Linked DNA regions of Homo sapiens: region 1 is linked to region 2. Evidence: read pairs that join two places in POLR2A ChIA-PET (ENCODE). Cell type or tissue: OCI-LY7. All regions are shown on one strand. Each heading gives the region's core, and the rest is flanking DNA. Links, peaks and the distances in the headings are about the cores only. Region 1 has its middle 57 kb from the start of KAZN. Region 2 overlaps LOC107985467 (a long non-coding RNA gene).

Evidence for each region. Peaks named below come from ENCODE experiments on the same cell type or tissue, not always from the same donor. Only the 100,000 strongest peaks of a DNase experiment are listed, where the experiment ranks them.
Region 1: POLR2A ChIA-PET joins it to region 2 with 8 read pairs; 2 of 35 experiments call an interaction of 5 or more read pairs at or near these places.

Annotation. Positions count from the first base shown.
Region 1 is chr1:14,533,955-14,549,762 of GRCh38, reverse strand. It overlaps a transcript of KAZN not described here. Among named protein-coding and RNA genes, the nearest start is that of KAZN, 57 kb to the left of the region's middle. In OCI-LY7, for the core only: no CTCF peak of the experiment used is centred there; a DNase peak (open chromatin) is centred at 9,612.
Region 2 is chr1:14,218,637-14,234,444 of GRCh38, reverse strand. LOC107985467 (a long non-coding RNA gene) reads right to left here. Exons shown (of 3, transcript XR_001737611.2): 2 at 14,895-14,947; 3 at 1-13,257. It also overlaps a transcript of KAZN not described here. Among named protein-coding and RNA genes, the nearest start is that of KAZN-AS1, 190 kb to the left of the region's middle. In OCI-LY7, for the core only: CTCF peaks have their summits at 5,370 and 5,572; a DNase peak (open chromatin) is centred at 5,574.

The sequences.
Region 1 (15,808 bases), core at 8,266-10,765, 310 kb before region 2:
TGGGAAGACCGAACTGAGGCCACTGCCCAAAGCCAGGATTCTGGAAGAGTTGCAAATCATGGCAGGGGGCGGAGGTGGGGGTGGGGGTGGATTACCTATTGTCCAAGGAAAGTAGCAAGTTCCTTGTCCTGAATAAAAAAAAAAAAAAAGGGGTTGCCTGGAGAACTCCTAACCACAGTGTATCTGTTCGTAAGTTTGGGTCCATTACCCATGTTGGTCCTGGAAACCTCAGGATGAGACATGAACACAAAGTAATCTCTGGCCAATACCATCCTGTGTCTGGGCCACAGGTATGGATAAGGGGGGGCCCAGAAGTTTTCTTCTCACAAAGTTTGGTCTTTTATTTGGGAAGGGACTTCCTCTCTGAAGACTTAAACCTAGATTCCATTGGCCAGGACTGTTTCCTATGCATCTGTCCTCTCCCAGCTGCAGGGAGACTGTGGGTTGAGTATTTTTAGCTGGGCACAGTACAGAGGATAGAATTCTGGATTCTGTGAAGGAGAAAGGAGGGGCATCGATAATGGCTAGGCAGCTGGTGTTGTCAGACCCAAGGTGCAAGAAAGACAGAAACTAAAACAACATGATAATATGATTATCTACACAGAAAACTTCAAAGACTCTACCGAAAAATTATTAGAATTAATAAGTGAAATCAGCATGTACGCTCTTTTATAAGATCAGTATACCAAAATCAACTGCCTTCCTATAGACAGGCAACTGTTTAGGATAGCAACAGAAACACTGAAGTGTCTAGGAATAAACTAAGTAAAATATATGCAAGCCGGTTATGGATAAAATTATAAAATTATTCCAAAACATAAAATTAGACTTCAGTGGAGAGATGGATCATGTTCATGGATGGAAAACATCAATAGCATAGAGATAAAAGGAGCTAATATCTTAACACCCAACAATTCCGTGCCTGTGTAATGCCCTAGAGATCCCTCACATGTGTACTGCAGACAACGAAAGAATGTTCACAGCAGGACTGTTTTAATGGTGAAAAGAGAATATTCTCAGCAAGAGAATATAAGTAAACTTGGTGTATTCATCCAGTGAAATAATCTATAATAGTGAGAATGAATGAACTGCAGCCAACGTGCTCAAAAGGATGGGTTCTGGAATAGAATATTGAGCTTAGAAACAAGTCACAGAAGGAAACATACAATATTATTCTGCTTATATATTCAAGATATGTAAAATAGAATTATATATTGTTTAGAGAAGTAAACATATATGGCGAAATGATAAAGAAATGCGTGGAGGCTGGGCACGGTAGCTCACGCCTGTAATCGCAGCACTTTTGGAGGCAGAGGTGGGCGGATCACCTGATGTCAGGGGTTCGAGACCTGCCTGGGCAAGATGGCAAAAGCCTGTCTCTACTAAAAATATAAAAATTAGCCAGGCATGGTGGTGGGCGCCTGTAGTCCCAGCTACTTGGGAGGCTGAGGCAGGAGAATCGCCTGAACCCAGGAGGCAGTGGTTGCAGTGAGCCGAGATCGCACCACTGCACTCCAGTCTGGGGGACAGAGCAAGACTCTGTCTCAAAAAAAAAAAAAAAAAATGCACGAAGAGGAAAAGCATTGAAAAAGCTTGTACAAATCGGTGGCCTGCAGGCCACATGCAGCCCAGGGTGGCTTTGAATGCGGCCCAATACAATTTCGTAAACTTTCTTAAAACATTATGAAATCTTTTTTTGCAATTTGCAATTTTTTTTTTTTTTTTTTAGCTCATCACCTATCATTAGTGTATTTTATGTGTGGCCCAAGACAATTCTTCTTCTTCCAGTGTGGCCCAGGGAATCCAAAATATTGGACACCACTGTTTTAGATCCTAACTTTGGTAGTGGTTGCATGGATTGTCCTTGTGGTATTCTTTGTTCATTTTTGTAAATATGAGTTATCCCAGCACTTTGGGAGGCTGAGGCGGGCAGATCGCAAGGTCAGGAGATCGAGACCATCCTGGTCGACATGGTGAAACCCTGTCTCTACTAAAAATACAAAAAACAAAAAATTAGCAGGGCGTGGTGGTGGGCACCTGTAGTTCCAGCTACTTGGGAGGCTGAGGCAGGAGAATGGCGTGAACCCGGGATGCGGAGCTTGCAGTGAGCCGAGACTGCATCACTGCACTCCAGCCTGGGCGACAGAGCGAGACTCTGTAACAACAACAACAGCGTTATTTTAAAATAAATTTTAAAAACCTTAACACTAAAAAATACATCAGGGAACCTTGTTTTGATTCATGTCGTCAATTTACAAATGATTTCCAGTCTAAAGGAGTTTTGAAAACGATCTGTTCCAACCCCTCCATTGAATAGGTGGAGAAACTCAGACCAGGAATGATGAATTCAGTTTTTTATGAACACATAGTCAGTTAATGACAAAGTCAAGACTAGAATTCAGGCCTTACCTTGTATAGAACTGTTTCATAAAGTAAAAAACTCTGTAATTTACTAGTTTTATAAGTTAGCATTTCTATTTATTGAATTTCTTAAAATGGGAGAAATGGTATTCCAAATATAGGCAGGACATAGGCCAAAGGTAGCTTGCATTGAGAAGGTCAAGGAAAAAAAAATGTCATTCTATTCTTCCCTTTGGTAACATTGGGAGAGACCTATTGACATTTTGGTTCACAGGGGAAGAGGCTGATGCAGGAAAAGACACCTGGGGTTTAAAATTTATGCCAATTCTGAGATTCTGTAATTCTCTGACTGGGAGCCATAGAGTTGATTTAAGCTTGGATTCTGTCCCCAGCTCACTCAGTAAATATATGTGAGTTCCCGACATCTCTCAGCCTTGTTTTCCCAGGTGCACAGGAAGGGGACTGGACAAGATGCTTTTTAAGGTGAACTCCAGATCCAGGAAAGTTTAATCTCAGGAAGTAAGACTTCAGTTACAATGTTTTCAAGGACTGGGATGTTACAGCAAGAAAGATGCTTCTTTAAAAAAAATTCCCCAAAGTTGATTTGCCACAGCTGATAAACATCCTTCACATCTGTTCATGTAGGAGTATGGGGTCTGATTTTCCTAGGAAAGTCTATTTAGACCCTGACACAGATTGCATTTCTTTTTAAAGCAACAAGAGTGATAAAGTGTCTTAGTATAAAATCAATAGAAAGCAGTTTAGTGGCCTCTGAAGTCTTCCAAGCAGTCTTTCCTTTTCGTTTTCTCTGCAGGAAAGATCAAATGAGAAGTTGCCAGCTTCCTTGTGTGTTTTAGTTATTTACTACGTAAATCACCGAGAAACATTTAGGAAACAATTTAGAACTGGGGAAAGGCTCTTCTCTTCTTCTGGCACCTCTCACCCCCATAAAGGATGGAAAAAAAAAGGCCCTCACATTAAACTAGTTGACAGGACTGAGGACTTGGGGGTTATTTTTCTTAAGTACTATATGGTTGTTTCTTAAGCTTTGGAAGAAAAAGAGAGAAATTTGTTTCCATTTTCTCTCTGGAAGCTTTTCTCTCCATCTGTCATACAACCCGACTGAAATGTTGCATTAAGCTTGCTCAGAAATGATTGGCTATTGACAGTGTGTATTATAAGAGAATATCGTAGTTGGAAAGAATAATTGTGGTAGGCAGAGAAAATATGCTTTGCTGCAGTCTATGCTGGGGTAGGGTAGAGAACTGATTTCAATCACAGGAACCTACCCTTTTTCACATCGTTGGCATTTTACATTTATGCTTGTGAAACCCTGAAGGTACATCATGTAAGATCCACCATCATGATATCAAGTAGCTCTGGTGGTGGTCAGTAATCTTATTCACCAAATATTTCTGGTTCTCCTAACTTGGGACATGGGAGGATCATGGTAGGGACATGGTAGGATCATACTTCCCTGTCTCAGTGGGGCTAAGTGGGGCTATCTGGCAACTTGCTTTGGTCAATGAAATATGAGCTAAAGTAACATGTATAACTTCTGGTGGGATATTTAAAAGCCAGTGTGACTCACCACTTTCTCTTTCCCTGCCTCTGACTTGACTTATAGGTGGATGCTCCTTTATCTGAGTTTCCTGAGTGACTTTGATGAACAGAGACCCCTGTCTACCTGGACGAGCATGTAGCATGGATGAACAATACAACTTTGTTTTTTTAAGCCACTGAGATCTCGGCTCTTTTGTTACTGCAGCATATCCTAGCCTATACGGACAGATACATGCTTATTAAGCTCTTACCAGAGGCCAGGTAATACACTAAACACTCCATATGGGTCATCTCATTTGGAGGACCTTATGACAATCTTGTAGAAAGGACACTATAATTATCCTCCTTTTACTGATGAAGTATTGTGGGTACAGAGACATTAAATAACTGTCCCAAGGTCATGGAGCGGGCATGTGGTGGAGCTAGGATTCCAACTCAGACAATCTGTCTCCAGAGCTTGCAATTAAAACCACAGCACTCTATAGACTGTTTGGAAAAGTGGTGGGTGTTGCACATGGAGGAGAAGAAAGGACATTCTTTAAAACCAACCTTTGACCACCTCCTGGCTACCTCTGTGACAAAGGCATCAAGTTAATAAAGTCAGTAACACCGTGGAAATTGACATGATCCAGACAAAAGAATGGTTGGGGAGCTGCTCTGCCCCAGGAGGAACATCTTGAGCTTCTTTCTAGGGAGCAGCTTTGAAGAGAAATAAGATTATAAGGAAGATCTTAGAGCATTTTGTGGGGGAAAATGTCTGATATCAATGTTTAGTTTGGTTCCAAGTTTATTGTATGGCCCTTTGCCAGGTTTAGGTGACACCACTCCTGCATACACCCGAGTGTGGGAGATGGATGAGTAGAAGAATGTGCTCTGTGTGGTGGGAGGGAGACTCACAGAGCACAGGGCTGGGCACTTTGAATGGCCTGGGGGTCCAAGAAGGCTGGGCTGGGCATCAGAAGCCAAGGGGGCCAGGCGAGGTGGCTTACACCTATAATCCCAGCACTTTGGGAGGCAGAGGCAGGAGGATCACTCAAGCCCAGGAGTTTGAGAACAGCCTGGGTAACATAGTGAGACCCAATCTTTTTTTTTTTTTTTTTAAATAAAGAAGCCAAGGGATGTCTTCTGAGCATCCTTAGTTTCCCTTAATAATGTGGCATAAATACATTCCCAGGGATTTATCTAAACCCTTTCTGAAGCTAGTTGCGTTTTTAGCCCATACCACCTCTGGCACAAAGAAAAGTTGTTTAAAATAGGGCCTCCTTTAACTGATCCTAAAAGAGTCTCTTTTAAGTTCCCAGGCACGAAGGGAGACATTAGCACTTTTGAATTTCATAAGAAGTCTATGTTTCTCCTTTGCATATCTTTATGGTCTTTATACATTCTGATCCTCCCCTCCCATATTCTTAGTCATTTGGGATTAAAGGAGCCCACTTTTTCACATTTTTGAGAAGATTCTTTAAAAGACCAAAAAAAAAAAAAAAAAAAGAAAGAAAGAAAGAAAAAGAAAAAAAAAAACCCCAAATCTCAAAGTGGTAATTTGTGGTTTGTCTGCATGTCAGTTCTTAGAATTTGAGATCCCTTGAGAAAATCTAGAAAAAAAAATCCCCCAACTCAGAAATCTCTATTCAAGGCATTTTCCAAATTAAAGGAAGATTTGGGTATTAATTTACCCAAGTGATTCTTTTTATAATGAGATTTTTCTTTAAATTTCTGATTTCAATTGGTGCTTTGTGAAAGGTTTTGCACTCCCTTCCCCTAAACTTTGAAAAGCCTGATTCAAAATTGGTTGGAAAAAATATGCATTTCACGAAGTCATAAAAATAATGATTCTTTGCTATCTTATTAAACATGTGTTTAGACACAATCTTAGAGAATCCATTCATTGTCTTAATAGGCAACAAAGTGTATGAAGATGAGTAGAAACCTACAATTAATTGTCTTACTAACAATGCCTGGGTAGTCCTTTCATTTAATTGGTCATCTAATAATCTTATTCCTTATTTGATTTATTTGCTTACAGGAGCAGCGCTAATGTATGTAACTTGCTGTTTGCCAATTTCTAATGTGTGAAATACTCATAATACGGTGGTCTCCAATGACCCGACGCTGCAAAAATGGATGGTTCTCACATTAGGATGGAAATAACTATTGCACAAGACTCATAATCTTGTGATTTGCTTCCTGCTGAATCACTGCAGCAAGTATGAAGCAACTTCTGTAGCAAAACAGAAAAGGGGTGCTATTAAACTTTAAAGGGACCCCTCCATCTGAAGAAGGTCACCTTTTAATGAGCTGATATAAATTTCTAAAGGTACCGATGAGTCACTCAATGCATGGGATGGACAGGCATTGCTGCACTCTGTCTTCTAGCTCTCCAATGTGTCCCTGGCATGATTGGCACACTCCAGGACCAGCCAACTTCACAGTTCACAGATTTGGAGGCAAGCATCTCCCAGAGCAGAGCTAGAAGACCAGTGAAGCTTGGGGCATTGTTCTGCAAGGGACTGTGTTAGAGGGCAGGCCAACTTCATGCAACTTATTAATGCAAGGGTGGTAGTTCCCTTCAATATCTCCAGCCAACCACGTATCTTGAACACTTATGTTCGTGCCACTGCCCCTAGGATGTAGATTATATGTTGAGTCACATTGTTTGTGATAAAGCATTTTTAAAGTACATTATGACACAGGTCATATAGCCCAATTAAAGGTGAGTAACTCAGGCTTAGAAAAATAAAGATATGTCCACGGTGACCCAGCTAGTTAGGAGCCTGTGTTTCTCATCCTGCTATTGGCCAGCCAATAACATGTGAAAACACCCTGCAAGTAGGTACCCCACCCCCCCAACCCAATGCTATTTTCCTTTCCCATTCCTTCCATCTTTTCCATACCCAAGAGCAGGGCTGCCACTTCTGGCTGGGCAGGCTGAGCAAAGCACCACTCCAGACAATGTGAGCAGCTCCCATTAGAGTCGTGCAGTGTGATGACTATGACCTTAAGCAACATGTCACTTTGCTGTTCCCCCGCTTGCCCGGGGTGAGTCGACACTGAAGTTGAGCAGGAGGTAAAGACAAATAGCTTCACACTGAGCACACATGGACATACTATGGGAACAATAGATACTGTGGACTAGTAGAGAGTAGGGAGGGTGAAAGCTACCTATCCGATACTATGCTCACTACCAGGGTGACGGGATCTGCACTCCAAACCTCAGCATCACACAATATTCCCATGTAACAAATCTGCCCATGTACTTCCTGTATCTAAATGACAATTTGAAATTTAAAACAAACAGAAAAATAGCTTCATCTATGTTTGATTTTCTGGGTCCTTAAAATCTGAAGTATATGTATAAATATTTGTAGTTGTTATACCCTAGTTCTTTTTTTTTATTATTACACTTTAAGTTTTAGGGTACATGTGCTCAACGTGCAGGTTTGTTACATATGTATACATGTGCCATGTTGGTGTGCTGCACCCATTAACTGGTCATTTAGCATTAGGTATATCTCCTAATGCTATCCCTCCCCCCTCCCCCCACCCCACAACAGTCCCCGGTGTGTGATGTTCCCCTTCCTGTGTCCATGTGTTCTCATTGTTCAATTCCCACCTATGAGTGAGAACATGCGGTGTTTGGTTTTTTGTCCTTGTTATACCCTAGTTCTTTTTGGTGGACTTCGTATTTGTGAGCACCAATGAATTCACAGGTCTTACGTGAGCAAATGAGCCTGTGGGTTGAGAGGATACCCCTGAGACACAGACTGTGGAGTCACTGGTTTCTAGCATAAGGTCACGTAAGCCAGGCCCATTTGTCAAACTCTGCTTTTTGGAGGAAATGTTCTATGCTGTATCAGAGAGGCTGACAATCGCCTCAACAGGCCTCTGCCCTGAAGTCCGATTTGTGGGCTGTCAAGGCGAGTAAGTGGACGTTTCCACTGGCTGCTCCCGATCATCAGATGAAACACCTCAATGTGACATAGAAGGCCGCCTTTAAAGATGAGACCGAGGAGTTATCTAACCATTCAGCCCAAGGAAAGGAAAACAAATGTCTTTTTCTTGTGGAGTTGAAACTTGAGGATGAAGAGAGATTAGAACCCATAACTCAGGGGCTGGAACAGACAGAAACACTTGTAAGAGTAGTGAGACTTTAGCCTCAGATAGCAACGAAGCTTTGCCCCAGATGGGCACCAGATCTTCTGAAATGCCGAAAGCCCTCCCCAGAGCAAATCTCATTTATTCTCCTAACGCTTGGCCAGTTTTAGAGGAAGCACGAAGGGTTGAGCAATTTACTCAAGGCTACCTGGCTTATCAGTGAATTCTGGGTTAATGTCCTGGCCCCGGGTGCCTTTCCACACTGCCTCTCTGGAAAATGCAAGCTCAAGATTCACCTTCACTGTTTGGGACTGAACTTGCCTTGACCTCAGTGTTTTTCTTAATAAAAATGGGAAGAACACATATTCACATGCCCCAGGAAAGAACTTATTGTATATCCACAAATCACCGTCATAGAAATGTTTCCTTTTCATTGGTCTGTCCCATAAATTACATTGGGTATCTATTTTGCCTTTGCCATTGCTAGCTCAAAAAACTGGCTAATTTGCAGCTATTTCCTTCGTCCTTGGGGGAAGTTGAAGCGTAGGATAAATGGTTAACATTTCCGTGAGATCGGTTGACAGAAAACTCAAGAACTCTTGGAAGTAGCAGGATCTTGGGAGAGCTACACTTGAATACTTTCTTTGAAAAAGATAATTAGCTTATACACTTGAGTAGGGGGGTAAATATTTGTGCCGGGGTCTGTTGCCCACTCCTTAGAAACTGTGCAAGTTCTTGTAAAGAATTTGCATTTGATCTCTACCTAGAGCTCCTGTCCTTGTTCATCTAATTATTTATGCAGCTTTAAAGAATGAAGAAGGGACAGGACTGAAAAACCCAGCTGGGAGCTAGAATCTCTCTCTATGGAGATATGCATGCATTTATGGATATATAAATACATGGTGACCCAGAATTTACTAACATGTAGAGGACAAGGTAGAGATCACTCATATTAGGACAAAGCAAATTTATTTTCCAACGTGTCAGGAACCTCTGCATGCTTAACCTAAGTTTTAATATTTTCCCCATCCAGAAATTGCAAAGTGGCATCCCATGGAAGTATATAGACCACAGACTTGGCTTACTTGGTAACTCTTTTTTATGTTAAAAACAAAACAGAACAAAGAGTCATGGGGCAGTATGATCTAAAAATCCAGAGTCCTGGCCTCTTTTGAAAAATCAGAAGAGTGGGCTGCACTGGACACACTTTCTGTGTGACAACACCCTTTGGATGGGGCATATCTTTTCTTGTTCACCATGGTTGCATCACTCAGCCTGAGAGCTCTCTCCCTGGCTACGAAGGCATTTGTGTTTACAGTCCATAAACAAGGGAGGCAGCCTGCTTAACCCCGCGGGGCCTCAGTTTCACCTTCACAAAACAGGGTGATAATGTCTGCCCCATTTTCCTTGCAGGCTCACCTAAGAGAGGAAGGGGCTCAGGAATTACCAACTGCAGGGGTATTCAACATTTAAGTGACCACTCTGGCATTTGGCTTGAAGGCCAGTGTCACCGTATGGTCTCATAAAAACTCAAAGCAAAACCAACTCCTCCTCCAAAGCACTGATGCGAAACGTTGATTTCCCTGAAAGTCTCTTGGGGATGATAAAGTGAAGTGACATCATATTTCACTTAGCAGCACTTCCAGGGGCTGTCAGTTCCTTTATTATGTAAAGCAATTTCGTCTCCTTTGGACTTTTCACATCCCTCTCTCCCCTAGTAATACAGAGAATTCTACTTAGAAAGCTGGGGATGGTGAGCGAGTTTATACACAATGGGATGGGGATGGCGGGAGTCTACATAGCCAGTTATTCACATGTCATTGAGATCAGGAAAAGATGACTTTAAGTGCATTCACTTAATTGGGATGGTGACTTTCCCTTGAAAAATGAAGCTAAAAATTATGAAAGTTAATTTGTTATCTTACATTTAACAAAATTTAGGTTCTGATGGCAAATAGGCACTAATTCTTGGAGATAACAGAAAATGAATCAAGTCAGGGCCTAAAAACGTCTGGCGTTTTTTTTTTCATCAAACTAGAACATACTCATTCTTCATTTCACATTGGATACACACTGCAATATCATGAAGGAAGCCAAGTTTTACAAAAATATCTAGGGGTCTTATGAACCACTCTAAAGTCGTCTCTTAATTCTTTGATATTCAATCATTCTCTTTAGAACAATTTTAGAGTTACAGAAAAGTTGCAGAGAGAGGACGCAGAATTCCATAGACCCCTTCACCCAGTCTCCCCCAATGTTAGTATCTCACAGAACCATGGTACATTTGTCAAAACTAAGAAATTCACATTGGTACATTACTACTAACTCAAGTCTACTGACTTTATTTAGATTTCATCAGTTCTTCCAAAAATGTCCTTATATTGCTCCAGGATCCAGTCGAGGATACAACATTACATTTTGCAGTCATTCTCATTTGAAGCATATTTCTTATCAACATCTTTGTCAATAACGACTGGTCAAATTCTACCATATCCTTTGTCAGTGTATTGCCGGGAATGGGACTTATGTAATTCTTCTACATCACTTTCATTGACTTTATGAAATCATATATCAGTTGCAATATTTGCAATTCCCCTTAGCAAGAGGGTGACAGTAAAATGTTGTAGTTTCATTTTGGGGGAAATAGAGGAATGGGACTTAATGCTTTAAGCCAGGTTGCTTTTCAATCCATATGCACTGGTATAGTCCTTCCCTTGTTAAAATAGTAAAATAACGCTCTAAGTTTTAGTGAATAACTGTGCCGAGGACCTCCTCCCCATCCACTCGCCTCCCCTAATGGAGCAACTAAAGGGTAAATTCCTGGCCAGCAAGGGGCACCCAGGACCCCATTCCATGTAGAAAGAGTCCCTGTGAATGGTGGTGGATGCTGTGTTATACTGGATGGTAAATATCTGGGCTATCATTCTGGTGTTAAGTAAGAAGGAGGACTAATTTCAAAAGTGATCAGTTTACTGATGAATATCTTTGAAAAAAATGAGAACTTTTCTTTCCTGTAGCCTTATAAAATCATTTCAGCTGCTTGGCGCATCAGGGCCTCTGCTATGTTTTCAATGTGTCTTCTCCATAATTTACGTGTTGCCAAGATGACAGCATTAAGAGGAGGGGTCTTTAAGAGGTGGTTAGGCCAATAGGGCTCCTCCCTTATGGTTGGGATTAAGGCTTTTATGAAAGAGGCTGTCCTTCTCACCTTCCACCATGTGAGGACAGCATTTCTCCCCTCGGAGAATGCAGCTCTGGCTAGGCCACCAAACCTGCCAGCGTCTTGATCTTGGACTTTCCAGCCTCCACAACTGTAAGAAAATACATTTCTATTCTTTATAAATTACCCAGTCTTGGGTATGTTGTTATAGCACAAAAATAGATGACATTCTAATATATTCTTCTTCTATCACACACTCCCTCTAGTGAGATGTTTTATCATACCCATTTTCAGAAAAACATACAATTTCATGATATGTTTTGTCATACCCATTTTCAGAAAAACAAACTGAAGCAAGGCACACAGAAAAGTAATTTGTCTAATATAGTAATCAGACAGTTGTGTCTAGATGGAAAATTGTCATTTCTTGCTCCATATATTGTTCTCAGATACATATCTTTGATGCAGTGGGTGTAAATCAAGATCTAAGTTCAGATGCCTCAGGTCCTTGGCCGGTCATCAATGAATAAGTCGCATAGCAGAGGGTTCAATGTGATCCAAATGGACTTCAAATCTACCTTTGTCCCCACCCAAAGATGCCTGCCCTTGGATTTCCCAGATGTCTCTTTCTGCATAATAACCCCCATTTATTATTTATTATTTGTGCTTGTTTGCATGAGTTTTCATTACTTTCAACCAAAAAAGGCTTGAACATGAGGGCATGGCCTCCATCAGGTTACCAGGGGGCTAGATACTCATCTTCCCTCTATTGCTCCTTGAAGTTAAGCCTTGTGCTATCATGAGACAAGGGTGAAAATGTGAATACAAGAACTGGGAAGGATGGGGAAACTGATAACTGAGATCCAAACAGCTCTTCCAACTTTCCAAAGCATTTTCAGCATCTTATAGGATCTTCCCACCAACCTGGCGAGGTAGGGGGAACAGGCAATATAATCATCCTCATTTCAGGAACTGTAGGAACTGAGGCTTGGAAATTCAAATGACCACACTCAGGCTACTGAGAATGAGTGGCAGGGATCAAATTGGAAGCCAGATTCCCTGATGGGTTAGGAAACAGCTGGTTAGTGCCCATCAGACTAAGTCTGTGCTGTCCAAGATCATACCCACTAGCCGTGATGGCAATGCATTTAAATTTAAAGTTGTAAAAATTAAAATGAAATAAAATTCAGCATTCATTTCCCCAGTCACATTGCCATGTTTCACATGCTCAAGAGTGGCATGAAGGTAGTGGCTACAGTATTGGACAGGGCAGATGTAGAACGTTTCCATCATTGCTCAACGTTTTGCTGGATAGTGGTAGCCTGCATGGGTTCAGCAGGGTCCTGAAGGAGTATGGCTCCCTGATGTTTGGAGAGAATTGGAAACATCTTGATTTAGGAACTGTCTCAAAATTCAGGCTCTGTGGACGGTTATTTGGAGTGTAAACTGGAGGTTTGTGGATATTTATCCATCAGCATAAGAAAAATGTTCACTCAACAAATATTTACTGAGTACCTTCTGGATGCAAGACACCACGCTAGTGCTGGACTATGACACAGAACAAGTCAGGTGCCATCTCTACTGTCTCAGAGCTCACAGTCTAGTGAACATCTATTGTACCAGGAGATGCCAGAGACTGGAAGGAAGAGAGAACCAAAGAGGGAGAAAGAAACCAGAGTGGCCGACTTCAACTTTTTTTTTTTTGAGACGGAGTTTCGCTTGTGTCACCCAGGCTGGAGTGCAATGGCGTGATCTCGGCTCACTGCAACATCCGCCTCCCGGGTTCAAGTGATTCTCCTGCCTCAGCCTCCGAAGTAGCTGGGACTACAGGCATGCACCACCATGTCTGGGTAATTTTTGTATTTTTAGTAGAGACAGGGTTTCGCCATGTTGACCAGGCTGGTCTTGAACTCCTGACCTCAGGTTGTCCACCCACCTCAGCCTCCCAAAGTGTTGGGATTACAGGCGTGAGCCACCACACGCAGCCGACTTCAACTTTTTGTGGAGGGCCAATTGATGTTCTTCCCTGTTTTTCATTTCTGAGCTGTCTCAGCCCTGAGCTTTAACACTCCTCAACCTGCCTATCCCAATGTCAACAGCCACCACCTGTGACTCCAGTGGAACCTTGCTGGAAGGCATACACATCTGACAACTATTAGTCTCTTCTCAAAGAGTGGATCACAGATCTGAAAAATCAAAATAGTACCAGAGCCTCCAGGACCTCATCCACTCTCCCCAGACACATGTGGTGAGGGACATTCACATGAGCAGCTGTCTTGCACGGGCAGACCCCTTCTTTCCCCACTCATAAAAACGTAGGGAAATGAGAGTCAGAGGACATTTGGTATGGATTACCTCAAATCCATTCCAAATGATTTAAACCAGGAAGACCAGAAGTCGTTACTCAGTGTTGAACCCTTGGTCATTACTAATAACAAATTATTTGTGACTCATGCCCGGATTGGGTTGACCATGCTCTAGCCTGCATGTTACCCAAGCCAACTGGAGAGGCCCTGTACAGCTGATGCCTTCTCTAGCCTGCTCCAGTAATTAGGGAGTCCTAGTTCAAGTTAATTAAGAGATTGCTTTGGCTGCCCCAGAGAGCTTTTGGTCATTCCATTGAACACATATTTATAGGCTATTCTATTTTCAACAAGTTGCCCTGGTGATCTGGGTTCCTGATTTGGTCCCACAATGGGAAAACCAGCTCTCCTTATTTTCAGTTGATGTTTGAGTTCTGTATGGCCACAGATGATCACTGTTGACATTGTGATAGACAAATTAGGGAGGGTTAAAGTCCAGGCTGAAGCATTTCAGACATGTGGAACAGGGAAGAGCAGCCGTCAGTTTTCCGTGGCATGCAAGCTGCAGTCCTGTGTGTTTCTTTTTTAAATTTATTTTTTATTTTTATTTTTTTTTTTTGAGACAGAGTCTCACTCTGTGGCCAGGCTGGAGTGCAGTGGTGTGATCTTGGCTTACTGCAACCCCCTATTCCCTGGTTCAAGCGATTCTCCTGCCTCAGCCTCCCGAGGAGCTGGGATTACAGGCATGCGCCACCACGCCCAGCTAAGTTTTGTATTTTCAGTAAAGACGGGGTTTCACCATGTTGGCCAGGATGGTCTCAATCTCCTGACCTTGTGATCCACCCGCCTTGGCCTCCCAAAGTGCTGGGATTACAGGCGTGAGCCCACCACACCCAGCCAAGTCCAGTGTATTTCTTTGCATTATGATAACTTGGTGAATTTGATATTGCAGTTTCTTGCTGCAGGCAATGAGTGTAAGATGCAAGCCTATTTATAAGGTCTTGTCACAGGGAGGAGAAGGGGCATAGGGGTGGCTCAGGGTTGGGGATTGTCACAGCAAATGGCCAAAGGGCTAATAGAACCTGTAATGCTGGTGAGAGAAATACTGAAGAGGTCAGTTCTAGACTTCAGGCAGCCCAGGACATTCATGGACTCTGAGGAGGAGACAATGGACTAGGTGGCCAGTCAAGCAATGGGAAGTCCCAGAGAGGGAAGACAAAGAGTTTGTTCCTTGAAGAAGGGAGAAAGGGGCTGGAATCAGAAGAGGTAGGCCCCAAACTCAAGATCTAGTTTGACGAGTAGGGTTGCATGAAGATGAGAGTCTCAAGATATGGCTGGTATGAAATGGAGGTGGAGGTCAGTGGAGCTTAGGAGAGTGAGGTCAGCTCTGGCTCTGCCAGGCTCAGAGGAGAAGGTAGAACACAGCCTTCTCCATAGATGAGTTTCAAAACGCTGATAGAACCAGAGATTTTGAGTTGCACAGGGACTTGCTAAAGATTCCGTGGCCTAAAACCCTTATCACTGGCTACTCACCCTGGGAAAGACAGCCTGGTGTCTGGGGCAGAGGGAGGATATCCTAAGAGGTGAAAATTTGAGCCTTGAACAGTGCTACAGTTTTTATTTTATTTTTTATTTTTTTGAGATGGAGTCTCGCTCTGGCTCCCAGGCTGGAGTGCAGTGGTGCGATCTCGGCTCACTGCAACCTCCGCCTCCTGGGTTCAAGTGATTCTCCTGCCTCAGCCTCCCCAGTAGCTGGAATGACAGGTACCCGCCACCACGCCTGGCTAATTTTTGCATTTTTAGTAGAGATGGGGTTTCGCCATGTTGGCCAGGCTGGTCTTGAACTCCTGACCTCAGGCGATCTGCCTGCCTCGGCCTCCCAAAGTGCTGGGATTACAGGCGTGAGTCATTGCACCCAGCCAGTGCTACAGCTTTAATGGATGTTTCAAGAATCACATGCATTTGGAGTTGAATTGCTTCCCACAGACTGCCCTGGACATGGAATATATGTTTCTATTCATGTGTCAACAGCAATTGGAAATGGCCTGTTGGAGAAGTTTAATGAGAAGTTTTCCAAAGCTGAGTCTAGCCTCAGAAGGAAAGGGCATTGTGTGAATCCTTAGTGTCTGCTGCAGATTCAGGATGGGAGAGTGGGGTTATTCTTGCCTGGATGCACCTCCGTCCTTGGTCTCATCTTTTCAGAAAGGGTTTCATTGGGTACTGAGCAGGACTCAACCCCAGGACGGTTTAGGCTAAGGAAAACTCATAAAGAAATAGAACTTTTGAGATCATTTATAAACTTTATGAGTGCCTATCTTTATTAGCTGGG
Region 2 (15,808 bases), core at 4,570-7,069:
TATTTCTCCTAATGCTATCCCACCCCTAGCCCCCCATCCCCTAACAGGCCCCGGTGTGTGATGTTCCCCTCCCTGTGTCCATGTGTTCTCATTGTTCAACTCCCACTTATGAGTGAGAACATGCAGTGTTTGGTTTTCTGTTCTTGTGTTAGTTTGCTGAGAATGATGGTTTCCAGTTTCATCCATGTCCCTGCAAAGAACATGAACTCATCCTTTTTTATGGCTGCATAGTATAGTATTCCATGGTATATATGTTCCACATTTTCTTTATCCAGTCTATCATTGATGGGCATTTGGGTTGGTTCCAGGTCTTTGCTATTGTGAACAGTGCTGCAATAAACATACGTGTGCATGTGTCTTTATAGTAGAATGATTCATAATCCTCTCTGTATATACCCAATAATGGGATTGCTGGGTCAAATGGTATTTCTGGTTCTAGATCCTTGAGGAATCACCACACTGTCTTGCACAATGGTTGAACTAATTTACACTCCTACTAACAGTGTAAAAGCGTTCCTATTTCTCTACATCCCCTCCAGCATCTGTTGTTTCCTGACTTTTTAATAATCACCATTCTAACTGGCGTGAGATGGTATCTCATTGTGGTTTTGATTTTCAAGATCCTTAAGGTCAGGTACTATGTCTTTAATTTATGTCCTCTTTTGGCAGAGGCAGTAGGGAAGGGCTCTGCATACAAAAGACACACTGTGGAGGTTTTCTGACCAGTACTTTAAAAAGTATGTACATTGCATCAGTGTCCCTGCATTTGCATTATTAAGAAAGCTGTTTGACAGGACTGAGGTTCCTGCTTCCTGGGTGCTCTATGGAGATTGCAGAACCTTTGAAAGCAGAGAGTCAGCTGATTTTGGCTTTCATATTCCGGGGGATAATTCTTACCTGAGGGAGCTAACCTGTATTAGGCACTTACCAGGTGCTTGCCATTTTTGCTATATGCTTTATAATTTACCTTATTCAATCTTCCAAGCAATCAATATAGAATTTAGCAACTAAGCTGAGTGCAGTGGCTCACACCTGCAATCCCAGCGCTTTGGGAGGCCACAGCAATAGGATTGCTTGAACCTGGGAGTTTAAGAACAGCCTGGGGAACATAGTGAGACTGTCTCTACAAAAATAAAAATGAAAAAATTAGCTGGGTGTGGTGGCACATGCCTGTAGCCCCAGCTACTTGGGAGGCTGAGGCAGAAGGATCAGTTGAACGCAGGAAACCGAGGCTGCAGTGAGGTGTGATCGTGCCACTGCACTCCAGCCTGAGTGACAGAGTGGGACCTTGTCTCAAAAAAAAAAATAAAAGAATTTAGCAACTAAGTGCCTCTACTGCTATTTTACACATAAGGATACTGAGAGGCAGAGGCATAGCCTTGCAGAACTCAAGAGTGACCCCAAACCTGGATCTCATTTCACTATTTGATGATGCTTACAATGTTGTTAAAATTATGGAAAAATAAAACATTTTAAATATGATAGGAGTTTCATTCTTTTATCCTTTTAAATTACCTTTCTAAAAGTTCTTTACCCTAAAAAATGTGGCCACATTTTCATGTGATATCTGGTTAGCTGATGTTTTTCTTTGCAATTGACATCTTGAGATATCTTGAGAAGTTTGTATATTCATTTTTTCTTTATTTTAAAATGCCCGTTGTTTTATGAAAATTAGATGTACTGTGAAGGAAGATTAATAAAACTAATTATAAGAGGGGAAAAGTGACAATGAAGACAATCTAGCAGACATACACAAGAGTACTGGAACATCACGCAACATTCTACTAAGCCAGAGAGAAATGCTTTAGTTTTATGCAGTGGAGAAGAAACCATTGTATCTCAGCCCTGTATCAGCTGGGATAAGGAGCTATGAAGAAGCAATCTTAAGAGAAGGCAAAGTGAGAATATAGACAAAGGGGACCTTGTCGGCCCCTAGGGAGAGCTCAAGACTTCCTCTCCAGATCCCCAAGAATCAATTAGAAAATGGAGTAGGGTCTTCCTGTCCTAGGTACCAGGTACTAGGCAATAGGGGCTGGAACTTCTACATGCTTTGGCAAGAGTCTAAAACCTAAGGAATGAGAGGATAATTTACTAACTTTTTTCAATATTTCAAAAATTTTAACAGAAGTGTTATATCCCCCACTGCCTGCGCTGCCCCCACCTCTGCAATAGGCACATACATGCGCACACACACACAGCCACAAAACTACCTAAAACTTTGTTTCTTTGCTTTTGACTATAATAAGAGTCACCTGGTGTGATAGCAGCAATCATCTAATACTGCTGAGAGGTGGGGCAAAGGGACTAGATGTTCACTACACCCATTTCCTCTTCCTTCTGAACACCCAGCCAGACTACATTTCCCAGCCCCTTTGCAGTTGGGTGTGTTTGTGAGCCTGAGTTCCACCCATGGAATGAGAATGGAAGTGATGTGTGCCACTCCCAGATCTGGCCCATATAAACCCCTCCCAAGCCATCCCCCAGACCCTTCCCTTAAGCTGACAACCTTGGGACCAGTACTGAAGACTGTAGTATCTCCAGGGGAAAGGAGCCTGGATCCCTGAGTCACTGCATGGAGGAAAGTTATTTGCTGATCAGGAGCACCTGTTTAGAATTTCTATGAATGAGAAATAAATGTTTGCTGTACTAAGCAGGTGAGATTTGGAGAATTATCTATTATAGTAGCTAGCATTACCCTAACTCATTCAGGTGTAATAAATGGCAACTGATAAAGTGAGTTTCTGAGTCCTAATTGGTACACTGGATACTGATAACCAGTTATTGCTAGGTAGTGTTGAGGAATTCCTCAAGTTTAAATTCTTCATCTCATAGATGCATCGGCTGAGGGCTTCAGTGATTTGTATGAGGCCACAGAGTAAGTCACCACAAAGCTAGGACTCAGATACAGGATTTTTGATTCTGTCATTGGCTCTTTCTAACACACCATTTGACATCCCTTTATATATTACCTATGCTGGCGGCATGGGCCGTTGTAATCCCAAAGTGAGTATTGAATAGCTAAGAACCTGGGCCATGCTAAAAAAAAAAATGAGATAGAGCCTCCCCCTTCTGGCTACACTTTATCAATTACAAGGGGAGGGGAAGATAGCACATTCTTGTTTGTTTGTTTGTTTTCTGTTATGTACAAACCAGCAATTCAGGGGCTCATTTGATTGCATTTATATCTCAGGAGAGAGAGAAAGTCATTTGATGACAGTCATCTCATTGGCTTTGATCCATGTATTTCCTAGGATCAACATCTCTTTTCCCTACTAATAAGAACCAAATAAGAAACTAATAATAAACCTTATGGGTATGAGCTGAAGTGGCTATAGAGTGATAATAGAACCAATAGCCTCTAGTTTTTATTGAGCACTTACTGTATAGTAGGCACCATGCTAATACTTCAAATACACTCATTCATTGATTCACAGCAAGGAACTCATGAAGGGGGACCTATTATTACCCCATTTTAAGGATGACAAAGCAGAGGTTTCCAGGATGAAGTAACCTGTCTGAAGATGCATGGTGCCCACGGGAGACCTTAGGCTTCTTTGAGACCATCATTTATGATCTTAACACTAAACTGAACTGTCTCGTGACTACATATAAATGCAAATGCAATGTTTTCTAGCACCTCAAGAGGTCATAAATCATTGTTTATAACCTTCTTACTGAAAAAATATGGCCACCAAGGGGGAGAATAGACAATTCAGACACAAGTTCAGTGTCATAGAGTCACCTTCCATGGCAGGTTATAATCTTACAGGGGAGTCACATGTGGAAATAGAACTTTGCACTAAGAAACTTGTTCTATCCCATTATTAACCAAATCTCTAGTTAGAAGGTAGTGTAAATTCCAACAAGCTATAGAGGAAAAATATAAAGCACTACACACAGGGATTGGACTCCGACCCGAGTTCAAAGCCTCCCTCTGCCAAGAACAAGCTGTGACCCTTAATGTTTCTAAATCACAGATTTTTTCATCTCCAAATAAAAAAGGAGTGGGGGAGATAATGCTTACCTCATAAGGATCTTATGAGTTCAGCAAAATAGTAAAATAATACTGTTCAAGCACTTATTGTACACTTTGCCTGGCTGTTAGACAGTGCCCAATACATGGCAAGGGTTTATTTCAAGTGTTATTAGTTTTTTGTAAGAAACAACTTCCCAAGTCACCTTGGAAATTTTATGTAACTCAGACCAAACTCTGATTATGTTCACCTTTGTCTTGTTGTGTTTTGTTTTGCACAAAATCCCTGGAGGCTCTAGAACTGCTCAGGCAATAAGGTAGCCACTAGTCACATGAGGCTGTTTATATTTAAATTAATTAAAATTAAAAAGTCAGCTCCTTGGTCACGCAAGCCACATTTCTAGTGTTCAATACCCACATGACGTTAGTGGCTGCTATATGGGACAGCACAGCTGTAGACTATTTCCATCACTGTGGAAGGTTCTCTCGGAGAACGTGGGTCTGGAGGAAGAATAGAGCCTGAAATAATGTAGGGAACATATTCGCTGCAGAGGGTGGTTTGCATATGGCTCTGCTGGAGGCAGGTTGCTGGACCAAATGAGCCACAGGGCTCCTTCTGCATCCAGGAGAATCTAACGCTCCTGCGAGAGAGACTCAATTTTTCAGAACATCTTCCTGTAGATATTTCTTGAATAATGACAGCAGGTTTCTCATGGCAAGAAATCTAAGAAATGAAGGCTGGTGTCCCTCAAGTGCGGATTCCTCTCCAGGGCTTGGGCCCTGAAAGGGTCCAAATGATGACTGATGTTAGGTGAAGGACACCCTTAGAGGGCCCTTATATGAATAAGATTTTCGTATTTGCTGTGAAAATACTATTCAAGGAAAAGATAAAACATTAGAGACGTTGTTTGCCATAGAATTAATGGTCCGAAAGGAAACAGGAATATGAATTTTCTTTACATCTGTTCATCTTTTGCATTTCTCCTCACCAATATGATCATACCTTTATATAAAATATGTTACACAGACATAAAATATTCATATTCAGACTTTTTTAAAATTTAGAGAATAACACCTCAATAACACTTTTTATTCTAAAAATGTTATATTTTCACGAAGCACTCGAAGGCTTTTATAAACACACTTTTGTAATACAGATAGGCAATGTTAAAGCCGAATATATTATGTGCCAAAACAGCATTTATATTACAAATTTGTTTTGTTTTTTAAGAGAGCTAAGGAGAGAGAAACCCAGTTGGCTGCAATTGAATTAAAGAACCACAAGCTATTTTTCTTCCTTGTCTTTTTTGCCGTTCGTGGTGCAATTTTATTTTCCCCATTTTTAAAGATCATAAAAATAGAGCCTATAATATCTATTTTCTTGCTAAATGAAGGCACCTCATTAGTAGATACACAGAAGCATAAAACACTTCCAAGGCTTTGGACTTGCTTCAGTTGAATCACAGATCTTCAAAGCTCTCCTGTTAGCATGCCACTGTGTGGCTGTGTGAGCCATGTGGATAACATACTGAGTATGGTTCTGGGAATGCAGACCAGAGAAGACAAGCCAAGAGGGAGGTCAAGGCTGGGATACCTGGGCCACCTAATGGCATGGAGATGACAATGCAGATACCTCCTTGGCTGGCCAAGAATGAGTAGGCCCGGACTGATGTCCTTTTTAATACATGATCTAGAATTTTACATTCAGCTCATGTTTCTAGGCTCCACCTTCTTCCTTTTGTTCAACATTAGAACTGTCTTTGCCTTTATTCTCCACCCTTCCCAAAGAAGATGAGATTCAGAAGATTCAGCCATCTTCTCCCAGAGTCTGGGAAGTCTGGAAGAGTAGGTTCATGCCCTTTTACCATTTTCACATCTATTTTGAATGTCAATTTCCTCCTCTCCATTGTGCCAGAGATGCTAATCATTGTGCCCACCTGCCCATGGCCCTTCTCTGAGCAAATGGCTCCCAGTGATCTACAGAACACTGCTTCTATCCCCTCAGCCAAAGACAATTAGGTGAGGTCACATTGTCATTCAAAGCTATCCAGAGGTCTAGGAGAAAAATCAAACTTCTTGGTTCCCCAGTTTCTAATTTTATCATCCTATATAGATTATTTAAGCTTTCTAAGCCTCAGCTTCCTCATCTGAAAAGCAAGGACAATAATATTTGCTGTAAGGTTGTTGTCAGCCTGAAGTAAGATGGTGCATAACATAATAGAGCCCCTGGCAAAGTGGTAATGGTCACTGCTGCTGTCATTGCCATCATCATTATAGTCATCATTACCAATATCAACAACATCATCATCATCACTATCATTGTCAGAACTCAGCTGAGTGGAAGAGGTGAGCTGAAAAGTGTGTAGAGTGAGGACTAAGGGTGCCATTTTGATCTATAAGCAATGCACCAAGTAATCAGAAGAAGTCAGTCTACAGATGAGAGATAAATAACCAGGATGGGCAGCACTGGCATTTAGTGGGCATGGACCAAAGTTGCTAAGCATCCTGCAGTGTTCTGGAGTGTAAGTATACAACAAAGCAGCACCCTGAGTCTCACACAACTTTCAAAGATGCTGCTGAACGGTGTGTATATAGTCTAAGCTTCCATACTACATACATACATAACATACTGTTTACAAGGTTTTAATACGTACTGAATTTTCCAGGAAGGTAGCTACTGTGTAATTCATAGAAAGACCGCTGTTTTGTTGGAAATTTGCTGAGAGCCAGTCACTGTGGTGGTTTCAAACATGACTACAAATTCTCTGACACTCCTCTCATCAAGAGGTGGGCTCTGTATACTCACATCCTCTCTGCCTCCTGCCCCATGTGACTGCTTTGACTGAGGGTATGTCAGAGTGATACTGGTGACTTTGGAGGCTAAGTCATGAAAGATCTTGCAGCTTCTGCTGGGATACTTGTCCTTAGAACTCTGCCTGTCTTGTAAGAAATTTAGGCACCCTGAGATCACCAGGCTGGAGGGCCACCTACAGTGAGTCCTGTCTGCAACCCTCCAGCCAAGGAGCCAGGTGAGTGAGTGAAGCAGAGACATCCTGGAAGTGATTCCTTCAGCTTTAACTCTTCCAGGTCCTGGCACTCGACCCATCCCCAAAGAGGCCCCAGACATCACGGGGAAGAGAAGAACCATTCTCACTGTGCTCCTTCTGAATTCCTGACCCATAGGATCCAAAAGCATCATAAAATGATGGTTTGAGGCCACTGAGGTCTAGTTTGTGACACAGCAAGAGATAACTGAAAGACCCACCACTTTGAAAAATCAGGTTGCCAGTACAATCTGACTTTATCAATCTGTATTTGAGGTTGTCATACTCACAAAGATTCTACATATAGGTGCAAATAAATCTGTGGCTACTTCATTGTTTCTTCTTCTGTCTGAACATTTATTTATTTTTCTTTCCAACTTTTAGGTTCAAGGGGTAAATGTGCAGGTTTGTTACATGGGCAAATTGTGTGTTGTGGGGGTTTGGTTTATAGATAATTTTGTCACCTAGGTTATCAGCGTAGTACCCAACCTGTAGGTTTACATTCCTCACACTTTCCCACTGTCCACCCTCAAGTAGGCCCCAGTATCTATTGTTCCCTTTTTTTGTGTCCATGCGTACACGATGTTTAGCACTCACTTATAAGTGAGAACATGTGGTATTTGGTTTTCTGTTCCTGCATTAATTTACTTAGGATAATGGCTCCAACTCCATCCATGTTATTGCAAAAGACATAATCTCATTTTTATGGCTATGTAGTATTGCATGGTGTATATGTACCATGTTCTCTTTATCCAGTCCACTGTTGATGGGAATCCAGGTTGATTCTATGTCTTTGCTATTCTGAATAGTGCTGCGATGAACATTCACGTGCATGTGTCTTTATGGTAGAATGACTTATATTCCTTTGGCTGTATACCCAGTAATAGGGTTGTTGGGTTGAATCGTAGTTCTATTTTAAGTTCTCTGAGAAACCTCCAAACTGCTTTCCACAGTGGCTGAACTATTTCCCATTTCTCTGCAACGTTACCAGAATCTGTTTTTTTGTTTTTTGTTTTTCACTTTTTAGTAATAGCCATTTGACTGGTGTGAGGTGGTATCTCATTGTGGTTTTGATTTGCATTTTGATTTGCATTTCTCTAATGATTAGTGATATTGAAAATTTTTTTCATATGCTTGTTGGCCACATGTATGTCTTCTTTTGAGAAGTGTCTGTTCATGTCCTTTGCCCATTTTTTAACGAGATTGTTTGGGTTTTGCTTGTTAATTTGCTTAAGTTCCTTATAGATTCTGGATATTCGACCTTCGTCAGATGCATAGTTTGCAAATATTTTCTCCCATTCTGTAGGTTGTCTGTTTACTCTGTTGATAGGGTGGTTTTTTGTTTGTTTTGTTTTGTTGTTTGTTGTTTTGTTTTTTTGTTTTTTGCTGTGCAGAAGCTCTTTAGTTTGATTAGGTCCTATGGTCAATTTTTGTTTTTGTTGCAATTGCTTTTGGAGTCTTCATCATGAAGTCTTCACCAAGGCCTGTGTCTCAAATGGTAATTCCTAGGTTGTCTTCCAGGGTTTTTACAGTTTTAGGTTTCACACTTAAGTCCTTAATCCATCTTGAGTTAAATTTTGCATATGGTGAAATGCAGGGTCCAGTTTCAATATTCTCTGCATATGGCTGGCCAATTATTCCAGTACCACTTATTGAATAGGCATTCCTTTCCCCATTGCTCGTTATTATTGGCTTTATCAAGGATTAGATACTTGTAGGAATGTAGCTTTACTACTGTTCCATTGGCCTATGTGTCTGTTTTCTGCACCAGGACATACTGTTTTAGTTACTATACCCTGTAATATAGTTTGAAGTAAGGTAGTATGATGCCTCTGTTCTTTTTGCTTAGGCTTGCTTTGGCTATTCAGGCTTATTTTTTTGTTTCAAATGAATTTTAGAATTTTTTTCTAATTTTGTGAAAAATGTCATTGGTAGTTTGAAAAGGATAGCATTGAATCTGTAAATTGCTTTGGGCAGTATGGCCATTTTCATGATATTGATTCTTTCTATCCATGACCATGGAATGTTTTTCCATTTGTTTGTGTCATCTCTGATCTCCTTTAGCTGTGTTTTGTAATTCTCACTGTAGGGATCTTTCACCTCCCTGGTTAGCTGAATTCCTAGGTATTTTATGAATGGGATTATGGTCCTGATTTGACTCTCAGCTTGGATGTTGGTGATGTATAGAAATGTGGCTCATTTTTGTACATTGATTTTGTATCCTGAAACTTTGCTGAGGTCATTTATCAGATCTAGGAGCTTTTTAGCAAAGACTGGGGTTTTCTAGGTGTAAAATTATATTGTCTGCAAACAGAGATAGTTTGACTTTTCTTCTTTCTCTTTGGATGTATTTTATTTTTTTCTTTTGCCTGATTGCTCTGGCTAGGACTTCTAGTACTATGTTGAATAGGAGTAGTGAGAGTGAGCATCCTTGTCTTTGAACATTTATTAATTAAACTACAGCTTACTTTCTGTTTTAGATAAATTACTTTCTCTGTAAGCCTCCTTTATATTTCAGTTTGGGTAATATATTCACTTTGCTTTGAAATTAAATGTTTAAGTAGGTTATATTATCTATGAAGTTTATTTTAAGGGAGCAAACGGATGTTACAAAATATTTATTATGAAAAGGAAGAGTTGAGTCCAACATGCCAAAACCACCGAGCTAGGCATTTTTTCCCTGAGACCTGGAGAGGACAATTATTTTGTTAACATCTTTCTGATTACCCTGGCTGTCTGAGATTCTTGAGGCATCCCTACAGCCATCCCCTACTATGTCATTTCTTAGCTGGTAGCTTCTTTCAAACTAAGGAGGCTTGACTAGGTCATCCAGTTTAGTACTAACCTGTATGGGCTCTTCTTTTTCCTTGAAAGAGAAAATGGAAGCCCAAAGAGATTAAGCAAAACTGAAGTTTTCTCTGGCATCTGTTGGCATCACCCAGATCCAAGAGGTGGTATCCTCTTCCTTTTTTTGTCTTTTTGCTCTTGATATAATCATTAAACACCAAATAACATTTCTTTTAGTTTATCTTAGTATGTTCTACTCTTCATTGTCAGCTTCGGTACAACCTTTAAAATCCAAAGAATATTTCTCTTTGGTTGTTCCTGACATGTTCTACTCCTTATGCTTTGCTTTCGTTGGTCCTTCTTCCCACTGGTTCCAGGCTTTCATTTGCCCTTGACTAGACCCTGCCCCTTTGGCCTTTATGAAATCTGAGCTTCTCATGTGCATCCTGGGCATTACACCGAAATAACTACTGACTTTCACATAAAAATCAATGACAGTTGGGTATGAGACATTCCTTTTTGGCAGTTGTTCACCCCTGAAGTTTTTAAAAAATTTCTCTCCATGGAAGTATATTGTTGAAAGGTCCAGCTTGCTAAAAATTAAAAAGACTGTAGGTCTTATTTTAGGAAGCTAGTGCCCTGTGCCCTGACGATCGTGAACTCTAAATGGTGGATGGTTCTCCCTTCGTGTTTGTTGAAGATACTTTTGGGGATGTCTTCCTAGCCCTTGCTGATCACCTCCTTTGCCCATCAATGTGGACTCCCAACTGCTTTGTCTGTAACAAACATGCCACTGCCCCTCTGACCATAGCAGATTGGACCCAGGGTGGACAAATCAAGCCAGATAGATGAGGTTTCCCTCATGTGCAAATACTCTTAATTAATCCAGTGTTTCTCCTTTCGTATCAGTTTCATCGTCGAGAGTCTTGTATCATCTGAAAATTCAGTTTAAAGAAGCTTAACTGTAATTTATGCAGGATTTCTTGTCAAATTTGGCCTAATATTTGCAAAAACAATAGAAATTTGGGAGAGCTTTAAAAAGACTGACTAAAGAACATAAGGAAGAAGAAGACACAAAGAGAAAATTATAATGATAGATTATGGAGTTCTGTCACACCAAAAGGAGCATGGGCAGGAAATGTACATTATGGGTGAGCCAGTATAAAATGGCACAAAGTGGGGTCTCTCTTAAGTGGCTTGCTGATGACAGGGTTTGTACAGCTTGGCTTTACACAGACCCAAAATAGACAGCACATAAGTTCCTTAGGCATTGGCACTGGGATCACAGCCTGTGCCAGGAAAAAGCCTACTATAGCTGGATTTTTGCAAAGTTTAGGAAAATAAGCATTTTCAAAAGAACTTGATGCTAACAACCATTTCAGGCTGCCATCTTTGTTTCAGCAAGATAACAGGTGTTCAGTGCCCCAAAAGGTGTTTCTTGCTTTGTCCTGTGACTGTGGACCACCTCTTCCCTGGGCAATCCAGAGAGCTCTTCCACCATCCAACAGCTGCAACCACACTGGCTCCAAAAAAGTCTGAACCCAACTTTTGAAGAGGGATGCACCTTCCATGTCTGCCTCTCCTTGGGTAAGCTCCCTCAGCCCTAGAGTACCTTTAGAGTTCTCTTTATATTTTTATAGTCTCCTACTATAGCTTAATAATTATTTATTTAAACCTATCTATTTAAAATAATGATGATGAAGATGTTGATGATGATGACTATAATAATAATGATAGTTACAAAAGGCTTTGAGCATGATAAATACTAAGTTTTAAAATTATCCTGAGATACCTATTCATCATAATATTTGCAGATTCAAAATACTGGGACATCATGACCTTTGTAGATTCAAAGACCAACTCTGGTAGTGAAAGAACGTCATCCTTAGATTTTGAAATAAATAGCCTTACATTCATCCCTCTTGGGAGATCTGTGCTGAATCCCCAAATGCCAAAATTTCCTCTGTATTTCACAAATTATATTTTAATTTTTGGTATGGAGACTATAACAGCCCACTGATAATATTCTACAGCCCAATGGGGTCTCATAGTGACTTCTGGAAGTTTCTAAAAATGTTTAGGCATAAATTCAGATCTAATGGCCCCAAAGCTAGGCTTGCACCATAAATTACAGCCACTCCTCTTCTCCAACCACAGAACAAAAGCAGAAACATAGACTCCTTTATAAAAAGTGGTATCCAAGAAAAGCGAAGCTTTAACCAGCACTTAGTTATTGCCAGCATTTAAATGGTTAAGTGTCTTATAATACAAGAGAGGGGAGAGTGGAAAGAGGCTCTTGATTTCTGCTTCTAATAAAATCACTAAGCCTCTGGCCCATTTCCCCCCACAGTTCCCCACGGGCATGGCCGTGACCAGCTGGACGGTTAATCCCCCACGAATAATCTTATCACCCAGAGAATGGAATTGGTAACTTTTAAAGAGCTATCTGGAGTCAGAACTTCTGAGATTTTACACCTTTAAAACCCAAATTTGTCAAAGAATCCGGAGCAAATTAACCTATTTCTCTATTCAGGAGAGAAGATGAAATATTTCCATCTTCACTGACAAGGACTTCTGGCAATTTGGATGAATGATGCCAAGAGAAGAAAGCAACCAGCTTATAAACTTCCTAAGGAAGCAAATTTCAAAAGAAACCCCAAACATCACGAATCACAAGCTGCTTTGTTTTCTTATTCATGACCTTCATCTACCTTCCCTTTCATCAAGTAAATGGAAATGTGTCATTCTGATTAACGGTGATTGCTTCCTTGTCATACATCAACTAAAATGAGATGTTTCACCATCAGATTTAAGGGGACATGGGCATATATTTAAGAGGTATTTTTTTAAAAGGCATTCTTGATTATCCATATCACTTAAAAAATTCTTGTCTTCTTCCCACCTCATCCCCTTTTCCTGCAGATCTTTAAAGGTAGAGAAATGATATGACATTCAGTGGTGGTTGATTATAGCCTTGTTGGTATAGCTGTATTGTTTACAAAATTGGTGCAATAATGGTGACTCGTAACAGGATTATAATAAGCCAGAAAATAATTCTAGCTGGCAAGCTCTGCAGTGATTTTCCTACAGAAATCACACCTCAAGCTCCTCTTTTTAAGGAGTTTTAATGCAACTTATTATTTCCCTTCTCGGAGGCAACTTATCTATGTAGAAAGAAAAAGACAAAGAAAACAATCTACATGGATCGTGATTGCAAACATCATGATTTTAAGACATAAATTTCTAGAGGGTGAGGATAGTATGGAAACCTGTATAATGTTAACAGAAGACTCCAGGGGCAGGGACCATGCTGTTGGTTTCTTAGTGTATTCTAAACCTCTAGCACAATGCTTATATTATATTTAGAATTCAATACTTACCTTTCGAATATAGTTGTGAAGGTCAAGCACTGAGTCTAAAACATATTGAAAATCATCCACAAAGGGATGGTAACTAAGGATATGAAAGAGGAAGAGATTAAAAGGAAGTGAATTAGTGAAGGAATGAGTGATTACATCCTCAGGGCTAATAAACACTAAGCAAGATGACAGAGTTAGTGTAACTATGACCTAGACAGTGAACTCCTTGGGGGCAGGAACTACACAACCTACCTGATTAGCCAGCATCCCGCATCAAAGTCAGCTTTCAGTAATGCTTGTGGGATGAACAAGCAGATGGATAAGCGGAGGAAGCTGCTTCAACCTAAACCTTTACCTCTAGGCACAAACAGCAGATGCTGTGCCTGTAATAAATCTTTTTTCTTAAAAATCAATGTAAATTAAGGCCATTTCCTCAGCAGAAAAAAATAACCTGACAAGTATAAGTATGGTTGGGAATAAAAGCCCTGGAGGATAAATGTGGGACTATCTATGCTTGAGAGCTCCTCCCTCCACAGAAGAAGCATTTGTACTTTGTTCATGTTAAGCTAGTAAGATAGTGTTGACGGCTGCATTAATTCTAATATTCATAACCTAAGCTAGCAGTATAAAGTGCCTGGTACTGGTCTGGAGCCTGAATGTGCTATCACCAAATCAGATGCAGACATGGTGTGATCCACTAGGGAATGAGGGTAGACCCTGCCAATTAAGCTATCACAGGGAACCTTATCACTGGGTTTGGATGAAGTCCATTCAAAGCCTTGCACACAGGAAAAGTTCCAAAGAGCATGTAAGTCCTCTCGACACAGAGAAATAGAAGCTGTCCAAGTTTAAGACAACAAACACATCCACAGGGTAGTTAGGGATGACTCAAAGATTCTAAGTCAGGACCAGGAAGCGGAGAAGCTATTAATTGGGTTGGCAAGGTCACGAGAAGGATTTGGTTGGAAGAAGAAAATGGGTCCAATTTTGGGCATATCAATTTTGTGGTGACAGATGGACATACAGAAAGAAATGATGAGCAGAGAGTCAGAAATACATGTCTGGAGCTCCTACAGGCAAGAGTGTCGTAGATACTTCCATGTTAACTGCATATGACTTCAGGTAATGCCAAGGCAGGAGAACACAGAGAGCACAGAAGGCATGACCAAAGAGGTGATAAAAGCAGCCAAAAGACACCAAAGGGACAGTTGGAAGGCAGGAGGGAGATCAGGGCACCCTGGTTGTTCAGAAGAAAAGGAAGAAAATAATTTCTAGAAGGCAATACTCAACAATAATGAATTGGGCAGAGTTTATGCGGACAACGACTGAAGAAATGTTGCTAAGAGATGATCAATGGCCTTCAGACAGTGGGTTTCAGTCATGTTGAGTGATGCAAACTAGAACATATGGATTAAGGATGAGTAGTTATTGAGGCAGTGGGTTCTAAATATTCCTTTAATGTGAATTGATGGTTTTTAAAGTAAGAGCACATATTACACATCTTAGAAGATTCAACTGAAATGTTATTGCCCTGGTAAGTTTTTGCTAATCTCCCAGACAGAAATAAATTTCCATTTCTCTATACTATCATAATACTTTGTCCATATAGCACCTATCATATTTTGCTTCATACTACAATTTTCTTATTTTAGGTGCAGTGCTCCTCCAATGCCTACCCAAAAGAGTTGGTTATTCATGAAATATTTGTAGAATGAATTAATGAAGACCTACTTGTTTACAGGTCTGCCTGTCCAATGTGGTGTGAGTCTTATTTTGCATGAAACCTATTGGAGAAATTAATAAAAAGGTACATTATATATGTTTTAAAAAGCTTATTAGTTGTAAAATAATACAGATACAAAAAACTGCATTAAATAAATGCTTAGTTTAATAAACTATTATAAGGTCAACACTTTGTAACCATGACCCAAATCAAGACAAAGAAATCTGCCAGACACCTCATAAACCCTCTATACAATCATTTTAACAACAATTCCCTTCCCTACACCCTCAAAAGTAATCTTTGTCCTCACTTTTATGGCAATCGCTTCTGAGCTTTCCTTTACAGTTTTATCACCTGATTATACATCCCTATATTTCATTTCCCCTGTTATTTTTATGTCTCTATTAGTCTACAGGTTACCCTTTGGTCTCTCCACATTTGTTTCTCATGTAATTTATTTGTTGAAGAAAACAAGTGTGTCCTATAGAGTTTCTTACTATCTGGATTTTGCTGATTGCATCTCTGTGGATCTACTGGATTGATCATTGGGTTTAATTTTTGGCAAGACAACTATAGAGATATTAATAGTATTGTATTCTTCTATCACAGCCATGTGATGTACGGTTGTGTCTTTACTTATGATAACAGCAAATGTACAATGCCTAGATCTATTAATTTATCTGAGTTGCAAAATAGTAATATTCTAATTTAATCATTCTTCATTTAGTTATTAGTTGAAATAATTCTATAAAGATAAAATTCACTCATCTACTGCTTGGTTATCAGGGATGAAACTCATATAGAAAAGACAGATTATTTTTTGCCCTCATTATTTACCAGTTTAAAAAATAAGTGGTTATTATTTTCAAAAATGACAAATTATTTTCTATCCTTATGAATTCATAAATTTAAACATATTTAT